Linked DNA regions of Homo sapiens: region 1 is linked to region 2. A link is a loop called in an ENCODE intact Hi-C map of the cell type or tissue named here. Cell type or tissue: heart right ventricle. All regions are shown on one strand. Each heading gives the region's core, and the rest is flanking DNA. Links, peaks and the distances in the headings are about the cores only. Region 1 overlaps CCDC148 (coiled-coil domain containing 148). Region 2 has its middle 19 kb from the start of PKP4-AS1.

Evidence for each region. Hi-C counts contacts between places; a loop is a spot of excess contacts. Peaks named below come from ENCODE experiments on the same cell type or tissue, not always from the same donor. Only the 100,000 strongest peaks of a DNase experiment are listed, where the experiment ranks them.
Region 1: it touches region 2 in a loop (4-fold over the local background); 78 of 110 quality-filtered maps call a loop at or near these places.

Annotation. Positions count from the first base shown.
Region 1 is chr2:158,446,100-158,454,391 of GRCh38, forward strand. The region is part of intron 1 of CCDC148 (coiled-coil domain containing 148); the gene reads right to left. It also overlaps the pseudogene RN7SL393P. Among named protein-coding and RNA genes, the nearest start is that of CCDC148, 6.5 kb to the right of the region's middle. In heart right ventricle, for the core only: no CTCF peak of the experiment used is centred there; no DNase peak of the experiment used is centred there.
Region 2 is chr2:158,749,959-158,758,250 of GRCh38, forward strand. No RefSeq gene overlaps it. Among named protein-coding and RNA genes, the nearest start is that of PKP4-AS1, 19 kb to the left of the region's middle. In heart right ventricle, for the core only: a CTCF peak has its summit at 4,247 (motif pointing left); a DNase peak (open chromatin) is centred at 4,253; H3K4me3 peaks cover 700 bases; H3K27ac peaks cover 904 bases.

The DNA of each region.
Region 1 (8,292 bases), core at 4,843-7,342, 300 kb before region 2:
CACTTTGGGAGGCCAAAATGGGAGGATCATTTGAGGCTAGGGGTTTAAGACCAGTCTGGGCAACATAGTGAGACCCCATCTCTACAAAAAAACTACAATGTAAAAATTAGCCAGGCATGGTGGCCCATGCCTGTAGTCCCAGCTACTCAGGAGGCTGAGGCAGGATTGCTTGACCCCAGGAGTTTGAGGCTGCAGTGAACTATGGTCACACCACAGCACTCTAGCTATCTGACAGGGCAAGAACTTGTCTCAAAAAAAAAAAGAATCAATTCCATCCACCAATTATGCAAAGATTGTAATTTAGTCTTTTTCTCTAGTAAATTTCTGGCTTCTCTGAGGTCAACTAGTTTTCCTCACAAAGTTTTTTTTTAATGTTTAACAGCTGGGTTCTGAGCCACTGAAATGCCATTAGGAATATTTTTAATCATGTTAGAAAATGTTTTCAAATTTATTAAGTGTTCATATAAGGGAGTTTTAAGATGTGTTTATGCCATTATTTTTAAAGTTTTTTATTTATAATAGCTTTATTGGGGTCTAATTTACAATTCATAAAATATACCCATTAGAACTGTATTATTTTTAATAAATGTATTGTTGTGGAACCATTACCACTATCCACTTTTAGGACATTAACATCACCAGAAAACATTCAGTCATAACCACTTGTATTAAATCCTCCCATCCCAGTCTAAGGTAATCACTGATCTGTCTTCTATCTCCATATTTTTTCCCTTTTTGGGAGTTTCATATAAATGGTATCATACAAATGAGGCCTCTTGTCTGGCTTTTTCTCTCTTGGCATAATATTTTGGAGGTTTATCCATATTGTACCATGTATCAGTAGTTCATTATTTTTAGAGATGAATAGTATTCGAGTATGCCATGTTTTGTTTTGTCAATCATCAGGTGATATTTAGATTATTTCCAATGTTTTGCTATTATTAACAATATTGCTACTGTTCATGTAAAAGTCTGTGTGGACATACATATTTATTTCTATTGAAGTAAGATTGCTGGGTCATATGGTATAAGTTTATATTTATATATATGACTTATTCTTTTTTAAAGAGAATAGGCCTCTCTACATTGCATAGACGGGCGTGCAGTGGTATCGATATGTGCAATCCCACTACTGATCAGCACAGGAGTTTTGACCTGCCCTGTTTCCAACCTGAGCTGCTTCACCTCTCCTGAGGCAACGTGGTGGTCCCTTCTTCCCAGGAAGTCACCATATTGATGCATAACAGTACAGACACCTGATCAGCATAGTGCACTATAGCCCAGAACTCCTGAACTCCAGGGATCCTCCTGCCTCAGCCATCTGAGAAGCTGGGTCTACATGCATGCAACATTGTGTCTGGCTATGTTTATGTTTTCAATAAGTTGCTAAATGACTCCAAAAAGTGTGTATACCATTACACATTTAGCAATTTATGAGAGTTGCAGTTTTTTCACATCTTTGTCATCACTGTGTATTGTCAATTTTTGGTTTATAACCATTTTACTGGTAGTGTACTGGTATCGTATTGTGGTTGTAATTTGCATTTCCCTAATATGTTGAACATCTTTTCATGTGCTTATTAATCATTTGTATACCTTTTTGGTGAAATCTCTATTAAAACATTTTATTTTTAATTGAATTGCTTATCTTATTTTTCACATTTAGCATGCTTTATATATTCTAGATACAAGTACTTTATCAGATATTTGACCTAGGAATTTTTTCACAGGCTGTTATTTGTCTTTTCACTTTCTTACCAGTATCTTTTGGAGGGCAAAACTTTTCATTTTTATAAAATGCAATTTATCAATTTCTTCTTTAATGGATCACAATTTTGGTATTGTATCTAAAGAAACCTTTCCAAAAGCAAGGTTGCAGAGATTTTCTACTGTTTTCAGATATAATTTTAGCTCTTACAGGTAGGTCTGTGATATATATAAATTTTTTTCTGTATGGTGTTTGGTAAGAATTTAAGTTCAGTATTTTGCATATGAATATGCAATTATTCCAGTAGTATTTCTTTAAAAAAAATCCCTTTCACTATTGCTCTGCCTTGTCATCTTTGCTGAAAACCAACTGATTGTAAATATATTAATTTCTGTACCTTCTATTTCATTGATCTAAGTGTCTATCATTATGCCAATATTACATCCTATTATTATAGCTTTATAAGTTTTGAAATTAGTATTGTAATAACTCTTACCTTTTTTTTACAAGATTGTTTTTGATATGTATTTCCATTTTATTTTTTTTTTATTTATTTTTGAGATGGGGTCTCATTCTGTTATCCAGGCTGGAGTTCAGTGGTGTGATCACAGCTCACTGCAGCCTTGACTTCCTGGGCTCCAGCCATCCTCCCACCTCAGACCCCTGAGGAGCTGGGACCACAGGTGTGAGCCACCATGCCTAATTTTTGTATTTTTGGTAGAGATAGGGTTTTGCCATGTTACCCAGGCTGGTCTTCAACTCCTGAGCTCAAGCAATCCACCCCGCTCGGCCTTCCAAAGTGCTGGGATCACAGGCATGAGCCACTGCACCCGGCCTGTATTTCCATTTTAAAATTGACTTCTCAATTCCTATAAAAATGCTTGCTAAGATATTGATAGAGATGACATTTAATCTATAGATTAGAGGTCTTATGCTTGTTTTCTAAAATTTATTCTTAAATATTGTCTTCTTTCTCATGTTATTATAAGTGGAATTGGGTTTTTGTTGTTGTTGTTGTTTTTGTTTGTTTGTTTTTCTGAGACGGAGTCTTGCTCTGTCACCCAGGCTGGAGTGCAGTGGCGCAATCTCAGCTCACTGCAACCTCCGCCTCCCAAGTTCAAGCAATCCTCCAGCCTCAGCCTCCTGAGTAGCTGGGATTGCAGGTGCCCGCCACCACATCTGGCTAATTTTTGTATTTTTAGTAGAGACAGCATTTCACCATGTTGGCCAGGCTGCTCTTGAACTTCTGACTTTGTGATTTGCCCACCTCAGCCTCCCAAAGTGCTGGGATTACAGGCATGAGCCACCGTGCCCGACCGGAACTGTTTTTTAAAATTCATTTTCAGATTCCTAGTTCCTAGCATATAAAAATACAACTGACTTCTATATATTGATCTTGTATTCTGTGACCTTGTTAAATTCATTTATTAGGTCCTAGTAGGATTTTTTATGTATAAGGTCAAGTAATCTGTAAATAAAGACAGCTTTAATTTTTCCTTTCCAATCAATATGACTTTTTCTTTCCTTGTTACACTAGCTAGAACCTCCAGTAAAATGGTGACTAGAAGAGATGAGAATGGACATCCTTATTTTATTCTCCCATCCAAGTACTAATGAGTTCTGTCCCTTCTTGCCCTCCTTGGTTTCTTTTTTTTTTTCCGAGACAGTCTCGCTCTGTCGCCCAGGCTGGAGTGCAGTGGTAGGATCTCGGCTCACTGCAGCCCCCACCTCCTGGGTTCAAGCAATTCTCCCTGCCTCAGCCTTTCGAGTAGCTGGCACTATAGGCACCCACCACCATGCCAAGCTAATTTTTGTATTTTTAGTAGAGATGCCATTTTGCCATGTTGGCCAGGCTGGTCTTGAACTCCTGACCTGAGGTGATCTGCCTGCCTTGGCCTCCCAAAGTGCTGGGATTATAGGCATGAGCCACCATGCTTGGCCCCTCCCTACTTTCTGAGATCAGACAGGTACGTTCAAAGTGGTATGGCCATATACTTTATTCTCAGATTTAGAAGGAAAGCATGGAGTCTTTCACCATAAATATGTTGTTATCTGTTGGTATTCATAGATGCACTTTATCACACCAACAAAGTTCCCTTCTATTCTTAGTATGTTGAGCATTTTACCGTGAATCGGTGTTGTATCTTGTCAATTGCTTTTTCTGGCACATATTGTCATCTTCATTTTTTTTTTTTTGTATTTTAAAAATTAACTACAGACAAATGTGGCAGTTCCTGACAAGATGATGTATTAGTAGGTACTGTTGTCTTGCTGTCCTGATCCAACCCCAGGGATGTACAGAAAACAACAATAAACAGTGGCCCAGGGATGTAAAGGGCCAGGCATCACGGCTGAAGGATAGAGTGGGGGCATATATTTTTTGAATGATTCATTTTCTCTCTGCTACTGCTTTAATAACCTTCTTTCTACCTCTACGAAGCAGACAAAGAGCTCTGAAGTTCAGGAAATAATGAGGTCATATTTTCTGAGGATTTATTTTAGAAGAACTTCAGATCTAGCATTTTACAACAGCCCTCTACTGTGGTGATCATTTGATGACCCAGTGTTAGCACTGAGTAAAGAGCTGCTTTCCAGCTGGAGATGATGGGTGACTTGCCAGGTGCCCTGCATCTGTCTGACAACCTTCTTTTACTTTGAGCTTTGCACAAAGCTGCTGGCTGTATGGGATCTGGCAGTAATTAGCACACTTCCAACATAGGTCCACTTACGGTAAGTGTCACCTTCATTTTGAAGAACAGTTTTGCTAGATATAGAATTCTTGACAGGTTTTTTCTTTCAGCATTTTGAATACGTCCTTTTACTATCCTCTAGTTTGTTTTGTTTCTAATGAGAGGTCAGCTGTTAATTTTACTGTGATTCCCTTGTGTAAAATGAGTTGTTATTTTCTTGCTGCCTCAAAATTTTCTTGTTATTTTTGTCTTTCAGCAGGCTAAGATGTATCTAGTTGTGCCTCTCTTTATGTTTATTCTATTTGGTGTTTGCTGAGTGTCTTTGATGTGTGGATTAAGATTTTAAACAGATTGGGGAAGTTTTAGGACATTGCTTCTTCAAATATTTTTTCTATACCCTTCTATCCCTCCTTTCCTCCTGGGGCTCCCAGCATAAATTGGTATACTTCGATTCTGTCCCACAAGTCCCAGCAGCTTTGTTCATTTTTCTTCAATCTTTCTCCTATTCTTTAGGTTGGATAGTTTCTATTAGTCTGTCTTCAAGTTCACTGATTTCTTGTTCTGCCATCACAAATTTGCTATGGAACCCATACAGCAGATTTTTAAATTGTTATATTTTTCAACTCTAAAATTTTTCATTTCTTTTTCATAGTTTCTATTTCTCTATTTAGAGTCCATATTTGTTGAGTCATTTCATCTTTAAGTTTTAAAACATACTTATACTAGCTGTTTTGAATTAGTTGTATACTAAATCCAACAAGTGGGGTCACTTAGAGTATCTAATGGCTGATTATTTTCCTGAATTTCAGTCACACTTTCCTGTTTTTATGCAGGTCTCATAATTTTTGTTGATAATTCAGTATTTTAAATAAAATATAGTAGCAATTTTGGATGACATCTGATTTTCCTCCTGAGAAATTTTTAAATTGCTGGAACTTAAACATCAGAGTCTATTTCTCCTGCATTGTATAACTACTGATGTCTCTAATAAATTATTTTTATTTTCCAGCCTGATTCCTAAAATGTATAATAGAAATACAAGTTCCAATATTTTCTTCCCATACCAATGATGCGGCAAAATGATTCTACCCTGAAAAAACAATTATATCACTAATTTTCTCAAAGTTCTCTTATCTTCAACTTGAAAGGATGAGAACAGATTGTTGAGGAATAAAGGGCTTTGATATGGGAGAGTAGGGGATAGAGACACCGCACTAAAAAAAATTCTTTTGCCTAACTCAGGTTGGCAACAATTTGATACTAGATAGGTAATTCATTTTCTACTATTTACTTATTAAAAAAAACTTTAGGCTGTTACTCTTCATAGTTCATCAAGTCATAATATCTGTTTTCTTTTGTTGTAAAATATTTGCATAATTTGTAAATGAAGCCTTGGATGGCAAGGAACAGGGACTCACTAAAGGCAAACAAGGAAAAGAATGGAGTAGGGATGATCACAGGAAACAAAAATCTCACAAAACAAAAAGAAAATGAAGTTTATTTAAGTATGACCTTATGAGGAGAATAGTGTAAAGAAGGAAAAACACTTTTCCTCTATCCTCTTACCTTCAATGTCTGAGAATTAAACTGATAAAAGACAGACTGACAAGAGAAAAAACATTTAATTACATATGTACACAAAGCCTTCACAAATAAATGTGACTCAAGGAGGCAATTAGAATTTTTGACCTATACCATCGTAACAGAAGTGATTAAGTGTGAAGAGGCTACACAAAGGAAAGGGGGTATGGGGCTTCCTGTGGAGAACAGGGGTGAGGGGGGAAGTTAGGAAAGGTGCTAGGAAACGTATGATAAATAAGGGTTGTCTAGTAAGGTGTGTTATATGCATAAGCGTCCTCAAGAGATATTTCCAAGTAGATCCTTTCCTGGTAGTAGAGAGGCAGACAACTTTATAAATGGAAATTTATGGCCTACTCTTAGACAGAAAAGCAGGAGGGAAAAAGAGTTTTTCTTGTATCTGCTATTTCTCAATTGCTTTCAGCTCAAAATATTCCTTATGCCAAAATGGCACATTTTGGGGTAGGCATATTGTGGTCCCTTCAATAGGAACCCAGAAAACATCAGGACCAAGACAGCTGCTCTCTCTGGTTCTCTTGTTCTCTTAATTTCAAATTCCCTGGAAAATAATCTGATTGGCATCATTACCAGTTAGGGGTCAATGGTTAGGCAGTGGATTGGCTACATGGCTCAGGTCTCCCCACAGGGGCTGATGCCTTGCCAGGTGCATTGTTATGAGGTGTGCAGGGCTGCCTCCTTCAAGGGCTGTGGATATACGTACTAGGAAGCATTTCTATTACACATACCAGATGTTTGACACCATTCTGATTTTATGAAGTTGTTAAAATCTCATGACCCCACTGTTTTCCAAGAGACAGGACAACCTAGAAGTTTCACATACCAAAAAATGTAACCCTTAACTTGCTTAGCAAAGCTGAGTTTCAAAACCTCTATTCTGCTCTATCATACTTTATCTGATTTTTCCACATTGTACAGCTAATCCCAACTTTTCCTAATTCTCTCCCAACATCCTGATTCCAATTTTTTATTGTTCAAAGTCAAGTTCTTCCAAGAACTAAACAAAGGACTAATAAATATTGGCTTTTCTTAGTGTGGGAGGTGCTTCAGCAGTTTAAGGCAGTGAGGGACACAATCATGATCATGATGTGGATCCTATCCCTTAGGGGAAAAGGCTCACACAAAAATAACCACACCATTTGATATAGAGTGTCAAGGGTCACAATACAGTAAGGAAGAACTCACCCTCTCAAGAAGGGGGAAGGCCAGGAAACTTTCAGAAAGTTTTTACAGGTAATCATTAGGCAGAGCCATGGGAGGATTTGTATAATATATTCAGAGGATGGGGATGGGGTGGGGCTCAGCCAATCCTGAAACCACCAGAGCCACCTGAGCGGAACTATTATTAAGCCCTAGCAACCCTTCTCAGGCCCCGCTTATTCCATTACTCTCTTTCCCTCCTTTGCCACCCACCTCTGTTTTAACATTCCTCTTTAAAAAGAAAACCCCAAAATTATCAGTATTGGCGTACTTTTTGAAGATTTTATCTTCACCTCCCCCACTCCTCCATAGACACCCAGGTATGACAAGAGACTCAGTGCTCCTGCTTCCTCCTATTCCTTGCTGCCTCTGCTATGCTTCTTAGGGAATTTACCACTAATCTTTAGGGGATAATATGAAAAAAATAAACATTGGAAAGTTACAAAGTTTTCGTAATCTTAAAAGTTTCAGGTAGACTTCTTTCTGAGCTGGTAATTGAAAAGTTGTTTGGATTTCTGCTGTTTACTTTCGTTCTTGAGGGTGGAGTCACCAGACCTCCTAATATTCTAACCTTGCCCTGGGCCCCAGTGTCAGCCTGAGCACAGGCCCTCTCCCCACCCCTACTTTCCAGCACTTTTCCCAAGGTGGCCAGGCTAGCAGTTTAAATCATCCTCTTCTCAAGCCAGTCATTTGCATTTCTGTGGATCCTCAGGCTAGGTAACAGTGGTTTCATTCCTTCACTGGAAATCTGGAATTGGGCCATTCCAACTTGGAGGCAAAGGACATTTTTGTAGGAGAGAACTTAATTGGCAAAATAAGCTAGGATTTTGAGGACAAAGAGCACAATCTTCAAAATCATTTCAGTGGTATTCAAGGGCCAAAACATTGGCAACAAAGTAGAAACCTCAAGAAATTCCCTTCAGACAGTTTCTTGGTGAAAAGAAAGGCCAATAGATAGAGATGGTGGTAGGGTAGAAGGAAGGTGGTTTTACCAAAAGCCAGATATTTGGAAGGCTTAGGAAAAATCTTTGGAGGAGAGGGTGTAACACATCATGTAAGAGAGAAATTATAATCAATAGAGCAAAATCCTGGTAGAGA
Region 2 (8,292 bases), core at 3,273-5,772:
CCCACTGGAAATGTCTCTTAGTCATGTTCCTTTGTAGATAGCAAAGGGATTTTTTTCTACCATCCATCCCCATCAGCAAGGAAGCAATGCTAGCTCCCAAAAATGGAAAGATCCCATTTCTGCAGGTGGAGACGTGACAATAAGACAATATCAATTGCTCACATTTCCCTGAGTACCTACTCCAGCTAGTTACAATTGAAGAAGCAGTGTGTGTGTGTGTGTGTGTGTGTGTGTGTGTGTGTGTGTGTTCTAATCTTTTAGCAACCCCTTGAGACAGGTACTTTCATCATCCTCATTTTACAGATGGAGAGACTGAGGCACAGAGTGGTAGATCAACTTGCAGTTAGTGAGTTCTGAGGTCAGAATTGAAATACAGGCAGTCTGGGTTTTGCTTCCAATCCATTTGACTGGGAGGGTGGGAGGGGACCTGCTAGAGTGGCCAACTGTCTCAGTGTGCCCAGGACTTTGGGGTTTCCTGGGACATGGGACTTTCACTGTGAAAACTGGGCAAGTCCCAGGTAAACTGTAACAGTTGATCACCCTAGATGGGCTCCTCTCTGCATGTCTCAGATGCAGGGACAATCTCCCCTAAAACAAAACTCAGGTGACAGCTGGGTCATTACGATGCATCTGTGAGCCACAAATCCCCATCAGTGTGCACACCAAGAAACAAAGAGGTCTGGTGGCTCAGAGCCCTCCCTGGGATTGAGTCAACTTCCTAATACAGAAAGCTGAATTCATCTTGACACTTAGAAAAAAAATCAATAGTAGCATAGGATTGGTTTGAATGAGAACAAAATTTACATTTCTTTATATTGGGCCATAAATCCTCCTTGGACTTCCCATCAGTCTAGACCATGTTTAATTCTGTCAGTCACTCTGAGACAGTACGGAGGTCTTAGAGACAAGGATTTGTGCACACTGCTATAATCCCTTGCTGTGGAACAGGGCTCAGGGCATCCACAAATGTCACACGCACCTCTGCAGCTGACTCGGAGCTGTTAACAGTGTTCAGCTCATTGTTGGTGGGGATATGATTCAGCAGAGGACACACAACTTGCCACCGGCATCCCTTTCCTCTGGTGTATAATGAATAGGAGAGGCATACATGTAATTGCAGAGTCACAGAGGTGGAAGGGACACAGGGGGAGGTGTGTAGCCAGGGCTCTGTGGGGAGGTGTTTGATTCTGCAGTTGGTAGCAGGGGGATAGGGGAGCAAGGACATAAAAAATGACAACTGTCTGACTAAATTTCATTCACATTCCTCACTATATCTCCTTCTATGTTCATTCAACAAATATTCATTAAGCACCTGCTCAGTGTTGATTCTAGGTGATCTGTGGTGCTCCTTGGCTTATATTAGGGATGCACCACTCCAATCTCTGCCTCCAGCTTCACACAGCGTTCTCCCTGTCTCTCTCTCTTTACATGGCCATCTTCTTATAAGAGCACTGGTCTCAGCCAGGCACAGTGGCTCATGCCTACGATCCTAGCAGTTTGGGAGGGCAAGGCAGGAGGATTGCTTGAGCCCAGGATTTTGAGACCAGCCTGTGCAATATAGTGAGACCCCATCTCTACAAAATACTTAAAAAATCAGCCAGGCATGGTGGTGTATGCCTGTAGTCCCAGCTACTTGGGAGACTGATGTGGGAAGATCGTCTGAGCCCAGGAAGTTGAGGCTGCAGTGAGCTGTGATTGTGCCACTGCACTCCAGCCTGGGCAAGAGTGAGAGCCTGTCAAAAAAAAAAAAAAAAGGACTAGTTGCATTGGATTAGGGCCCCCCTATTCCAGTGTGACCTCATCTTAAATTCCATCTGCTAAATTCAAAATTCCTATTTCCAAATAAGACTACATTCTGAAGAACTGAGGTTTAGGGTTTCAACATATCTCTTTGAGGGGGACACAATTCAACCCTGAATTGTGACCCTGGGTGACAGTGACCCTGGGTGAGTGCTTTAGTTCCCTCCTCCACAGAATGGGGATAACTAGTACCAACCTCTGAGGATCAATGAGCTAATAAATACATAAAACTCTCAAAGCCGTGCATTGAATGTAGTAAGTGCCATTTAGGAATTTGCCATTATTTTATTTTTATATGCCGGTTATGAACCACTGTGTTCGTTTCACACCCCACATTTTAAAGACCATTGCTCACATAATGTGATTCCAACATGGTTTCCGAGGCCTTCATGACTGGCCTCTGCTGACCCCTTAGCCTCCTCTATCCCAGTATCCCCTCCCACACGTAACTCATTTTCAGTTACCTGAATATGTCATAATCACTCTTGTTCCCAGGGTTTCATTCAGTCTCTTATTCTACTTCTATACCCGATCATCTGGAAAATGCCTAGCTTATCCTTCAGGTCTCAGGCAAACAGCACCCCCTCCAGAAAGTCTTTCTTCACCACCAGTTATGAGCTACTGCCCTTTAGTTCTCTATGCATAGTACTTAGACGCTAGAATGTAAATACCAGTTTGCTTGTCCATAACCTTCCGTACTGTAAGCTTTCCAGGATGGCATCTGACTTATTAACTACTATATGCCCAACACCAAATACAGGGCCTGGAAAACAGTCTTGGTTGCCTACCCAACAGACATTTTTTCCCTTTTTCTTTACGTAATTGATTTCTTTTCTAGTACCAACAACTCCAGAAGACCAAGAGAGATCTAAGGTTGATTCATGATTGGTCTGTTCCAATCATGGAAACCTATTCACCCTCCCAGAGGCTGACTTAGGGATGCGCAATGTGACCCACTCTGGTCAGTGAGACATGAGGGGAGATATGCTGGGATGATTTCTGAGAAACAGTTTCAGGAACATTTTAAAGAGTTTCAGGAGAGGAAACAACCCATCCCTGTTTTTAGGTGAGTGGGAGGCGGCTGTTGTACAGCCATGATGAAAGGCACAAGGACAAATATTCACCTGCTGAGGATGGCAGAGCCAAAGTATGGAATGAACCCAAGTCCTTGATGATTTTGCTAAGACGTTGAATCAACCAGCCCTGGAACTGCCCTGCTGCTTGACTTCTTGTGATGAGATAATACCTTTTCACTATATTACCTATATAATAATATTGTGATTGTATCTCACTATAGAGATAATACTGTTTTCCTTGTTGTTTATTTAAGTAACGTGTTCTGTCACTTGCAGCTGAACATAACCTGACAGACACTTAGGAAATATTGTTGACTGCATAGGTGTTCAGATGTTAAACGTGCTAGAGACAGAAAAGAGAGATGAGAACTAGAAGGCCAGCCATCTCCCAGGGGTCAGGCACAGGAGGCCTGTTTCATGTGCATCGTAGAATTCAACTTTCCCAGAAAGCTTGTGACCATACAAAGTTTACCCATTTTAGAGATGAGGAAACTGAAGCTCAGGAAAGTTTATCAACCTATCCAAGGTCACGGAGTTAGTAAGTGCAGCAGCTGAGCAATATTTAGTTACTATTTTATGAAGACTTAGTTCAGCATTTTAATTCAGACTTTTCATTCATAATACAAGATTTTAAAATTTCTTTTTTTTCCCATTTCCACTTCCCATGGATTTTCACCTACTAGTTTAAAGTTAAGCATTCTAATTTTGATGTTATCCTGGTCACTCCTAATGTTTGACCGTACTCATGTTTATTTTCCCACGTTAATTTATCAGTGCCATCACTCTCTCTTTCCCTCCAGAGTATCTGAGCCCAAGGGACACTCCCGTGTGATTTGGTCTCCCTAACCGCTCCCCTACCTCCCTTCAAGTTAATGTTGGAGCTTCTCCAGGGCTGACTTGGGAGAGGAGCCGGCAGACCGGGCCAGTGCACCCTCTTGGCAGGAAGCCTGCGTGTGGGAAATAAATCCCAGGTTTGTCTACTTCCAAAACACATTCTTTTCACTACACCATGAGGCCTGAATAGACGCATGTGGCCTACAAGTATATTCTCTTTAGCCATCTGAGAAAGAACAAAACTCATTTGAGCAGCTTTCTGCAGCCCTTTTCTCCTCCCCTTGGTGGGAATGAGTGACGGGAACAGAGAATACAGTCCTTCCTCTACCCGCCAGAATGTCTGCTTGCAGCCAGCATTTCACAGATGAATGCTGAAGAAAATGTCTTAGCTGCATCCAGGGAATTTCAAGTGCTTTCCTCCTGTTTCTGAGGGAAAACAAACAAACAAACAAACAAACAAAAACTGTCTTTTTCTGCAGCAAAGCCCCAGGAATTGGCGGTGTAAAGGGCTTGTGAGCTGGGAATCATGTGCCCTCTAGTGGTCATCTCTAGGAAGTCCCAACCAGATGGTCATTTCCACAGAAAACAGCAGGAGGAACCGCTACAGAGTATGGGAGACAAGAAGAGAATGCCTCCTAACACCTACATAATAAGCTGTAATGGTGGAAAGCCATTTGCTTTTGAATTTTATTGAAAATGCCAAATACAGGTCGTGAATATTGAAATGGACGTCTGAGCGGTGCACAAATCCTCGCAGGTCTTACTGAAGCTTCCCAGGATTAGCTTCCCAGCACAGAGCTCCTAAGGCTTGATTGGGTTTGCAAAGCAAGGATGCTGAGCTGGAGAAAATCAACTAGCCAGAAGTCATCTTGGGAAGGGAAAGTTATTTCTGATGGGAAAATATTTGATAAGAAGCTGATGCCTGTGTGGACAGAATGGTCTAGGGTTTGTTTTTGTTTGGTTGGTTTTTTTGTTTTGTTTTGTTTCTTTTTTGTTTTTGAAATGGAGTCTCGCTCTGTTGCCCAGGCTGGAGTGCAGTGGTGCAATCTCGGTTCACTGCAACCTCCACTTCCCAGGTTCAAGCCATTCTCCTGCCTCAGCCTCCCGAATAGCTGGGATTACAGGCGCCTGCCACCAGGCCCGACTAATTTTTGTATTTTTAGTAGAGAGGTGATCCACCCGCCTCAGCCTCCCAAAGTGCTGGGATTATAGGTGTGAGCCACTGTGCCTGGCCTGTTCTATTTTATTATTATTGTTATTCATCTCTTATTGTGCCTAGTTTATACATTAAACTTTATCGTAGGTACATATATATAGCAAAAGACATAATATATATATGGTTCAGGCATCCACTGGGGGTCTTGGAATGTATCACCCACAGATAAAGGGAAACTATTGTAACTTCAGTTGAGAAAAGCTCATAGTCAAATGCTTCTCTCTGACTTAACGTACTGCCCATCTATTGGTACTAGAAAAGTCAATGTTATAACAGCCCTAAAACTGCCAACACATGTGAAAAATATTTAGCTTTTTGTCTAACGATGGGACCCAACTGACCAAATAAAACCCAAATAAAGGACCTGTAACTGCTCATATCTTTCATGTGTGCCTGCAAGCAAATTTTATATTCCTTCCCACTGAGATTTCTTTCTTTCAAAATATTCCAGGTATGTGGCTTCAAAGCATGTGGCATCTGACATGTGGACACATTGAGAGTAGGATGAGATTGTATTTACCTTTGCCTTGCTGGAGCTTAGCACCTTTGTGGTGTCTTTTGATAAATGGGAAGTGACAAATGTTCTCACGTGGGCAGCAGGAAGGATTCATATGCTCCTCCAATTTTACAGCAACAGACAACAAATGAAAAGGAAGGGCTTAGTCATGCAGGGGCACACTCTCACCTCATCACTAGATGACAGTGCAGCACCCCAGACTCACAGCTTGCCCATAAGTCTTGCATTTAGTGCATGAGGATTCCATTCAGATGCCACCGAATGCCATTTCCATGATCTGGACTGACTTTTCTTTTTTCAGGCACAATAAAGTAAAGACAATTTGGAGTCATTTGCCTTGTTTCTTCAATAAAAGAAAGACTTGGATTTACACAGCCTCTTTTCTCCAAAGAGCTCAGCATGCTTGCCCATCTGGTGTCTCATTTGCCTTCGTTTCATCGCTTTAAAGTCAATAAAGTGTGTTATGCTAGTGTCAGGGCCAGGGAAGGTGAGAGAGTGTGTAGGCTTATTCCTGCTCGCCAAGAGGGGGCGCCCCTGTGCCCTCCTAGTAACACATTCCTAGACACCCATTGCCCACCTACGAGGTGGCCAGTCCACATTCTGCAGGCACCAGAGGCTCTCTGCCCACAAGCAATGCCAGTCTGCAACTGCCAAGTCTAACACAAAGAGACACGTGAACAGAGAATCACAATATAGCATGATAAGAGGTAGGCTGCAGGGATGGGTTAGGTTTGGGTGTGGAGAGAGTCAGAGTTGGGCACAAGAGGAAGTTACTGAAGGGTTTAAAAAGTAAAGTTTCAGTACAAATTGTAGTAAATGAAGTAATTGGAAAAACAGTGTTAACCCCTTTTTAATTAGTTAAATTAATTAAATCAGACTTTCTGCTCACCAAAATGTATCCTATGTGTTTTCTAAGCTTGATTGACAAGTTTGGCTGAAAGGACCAAACTACTTTTTGCTTAATAATTACAAAATAGGTAGAAAAAATGCACCCCCTCCAAAAAAGTAAAGCTTCAATAACAAGGCTGTGGAGGAGTAGCAACCCTCATACATTGCCAGTGTGAGTGAAAAATGACTCAGATGCTATGGAAAGCAGTTTGACGTTTCCTCAAAAAGTTAAACACAGAATTACCGCATGACCCAGCATGCATACCCAAAATAATTGAAAACCGGTGCTCAGACAAATCCTTGTACACAAACATTCATAGCGACATTATTCACAAGAGTCAAAAGGTAGAAACAGCTGAAATGTCCGTCAACGAATGAAGACGTAAACAAATTGTGGCTACACACATACAATGGAATAATATGCAGCCGTAAAAAGAACTGAAGTACTGATACACGCTATAACTTGCATGAACCTGTAGACTGTTATGCTAAGTGGGAGATGCTAGACTCAAAAGGTCACGTATTGTATAACCCCGTGTATATGAATTATCCAGGTTATGCAAATCCATAGAGACAGAATGTGGATTGGTGGTTGCCAGGGGCTGGGGAAAGTGTTGAATGGTGGGGGGTGACTGCTTAATGAGTGTGGGGTTCTGTTTTGGGATGATGGGATTGTTTTGGAACTAAACAGAGATGGCGGTTGCATAACACTGTGAATGTACTAATTGCCATGGCATTGTTCAGTCTAGAGTGGTTAATTTTGTTACGTGAATTTCACCTCAGTAACTTTTTTTTTAAGTAGAGCTTCACTCAAGAGGTACGTGGAAGCAGGACAGCAGGATCTTGACAGATGGCCCTGGGGGGGCGGCGCATTTGAGTCAGAGACAGCATCATGAGTAAGAGGAACCCAGCCTGACGTGGGCAACTCAGGCTACCGCAAGTAATCCCGTGGGCTGGATGCGGGGATACATGACTGACTTGGGGTCGGAGAGGGCTCTACCAAGGGGTAGAGAATTAGATGGCACATAGTTCACAAATTTATCTTCATTATGTCTGTGTGTCCTGTGAAAGTCAATTTCAAATTCTTGGATAACTGGCCGAGTAGGGAGAGGAGTTGCCCACCAGGGGGCTACCCTAGAACCCCACAGAGCAGACCAGGTGCCACCTGAGGCCAGGATCAAGATTTTTCTCTGACACTCTCCACTCTAGGACCATCACTCCTTGAGAAACGAAGAATCAAAGCCCCGGCCTTCTCCACAGGGCAGGGTGCAGTCATCTGTGCTGGGGAACCTTCTCAGCCCTTTAAGGTACACTCCGGGCACAGGTTCTCCACCTTTACTATTATCACACATTCTCAAAATGAAAGAAAGGCTATTATAAGATAAAACTTTCAAACCAACTTGAAAAATAACTGAACAAATGGCTGGGCATGGTGGCTCATACCTGAAATCCCAGCACTTTGGGAGGCTGAGGTGGGCAGATTACCTGAGGTTGGGAGTTTGAGAGAAGCCTGGCCAAAATGGCGAAACCCCACCTCTATTAAAATTACAAAAATTAGCTGGGTGTGGTGGTGGGTGCCTGTAATCCTAGCTACCTGGGAGACTGAGACAGGAGAATCGCTTGAACCTGAAATGTGGAGGTTGCAGTGAGCCAAGATCACACCACTGCACTCCAGCCTGAGTAATAGAGTGAGACTCCATCTCAAAACAAAACAAAACAAAAAACTACTAATCACCAAATTAAAGACACTGTTTGTCTTAATATTCAAAGAAGACCTACTCAGAGAACAGTACCCAGAGAATCTTAAGAAAGTCAACCACACTCGTTCTGGATCCTCAGAGCGTGGGGCCCTCAGCTCCGGCTGGTTCCTGCTGCCTCAAAGCTCTAGACCTGCCTCTAGCTCACTTTAGCACTGCTGGCCAGGTAGGTGGTGCTGATGTAGCAGTACACAGATTCAACTT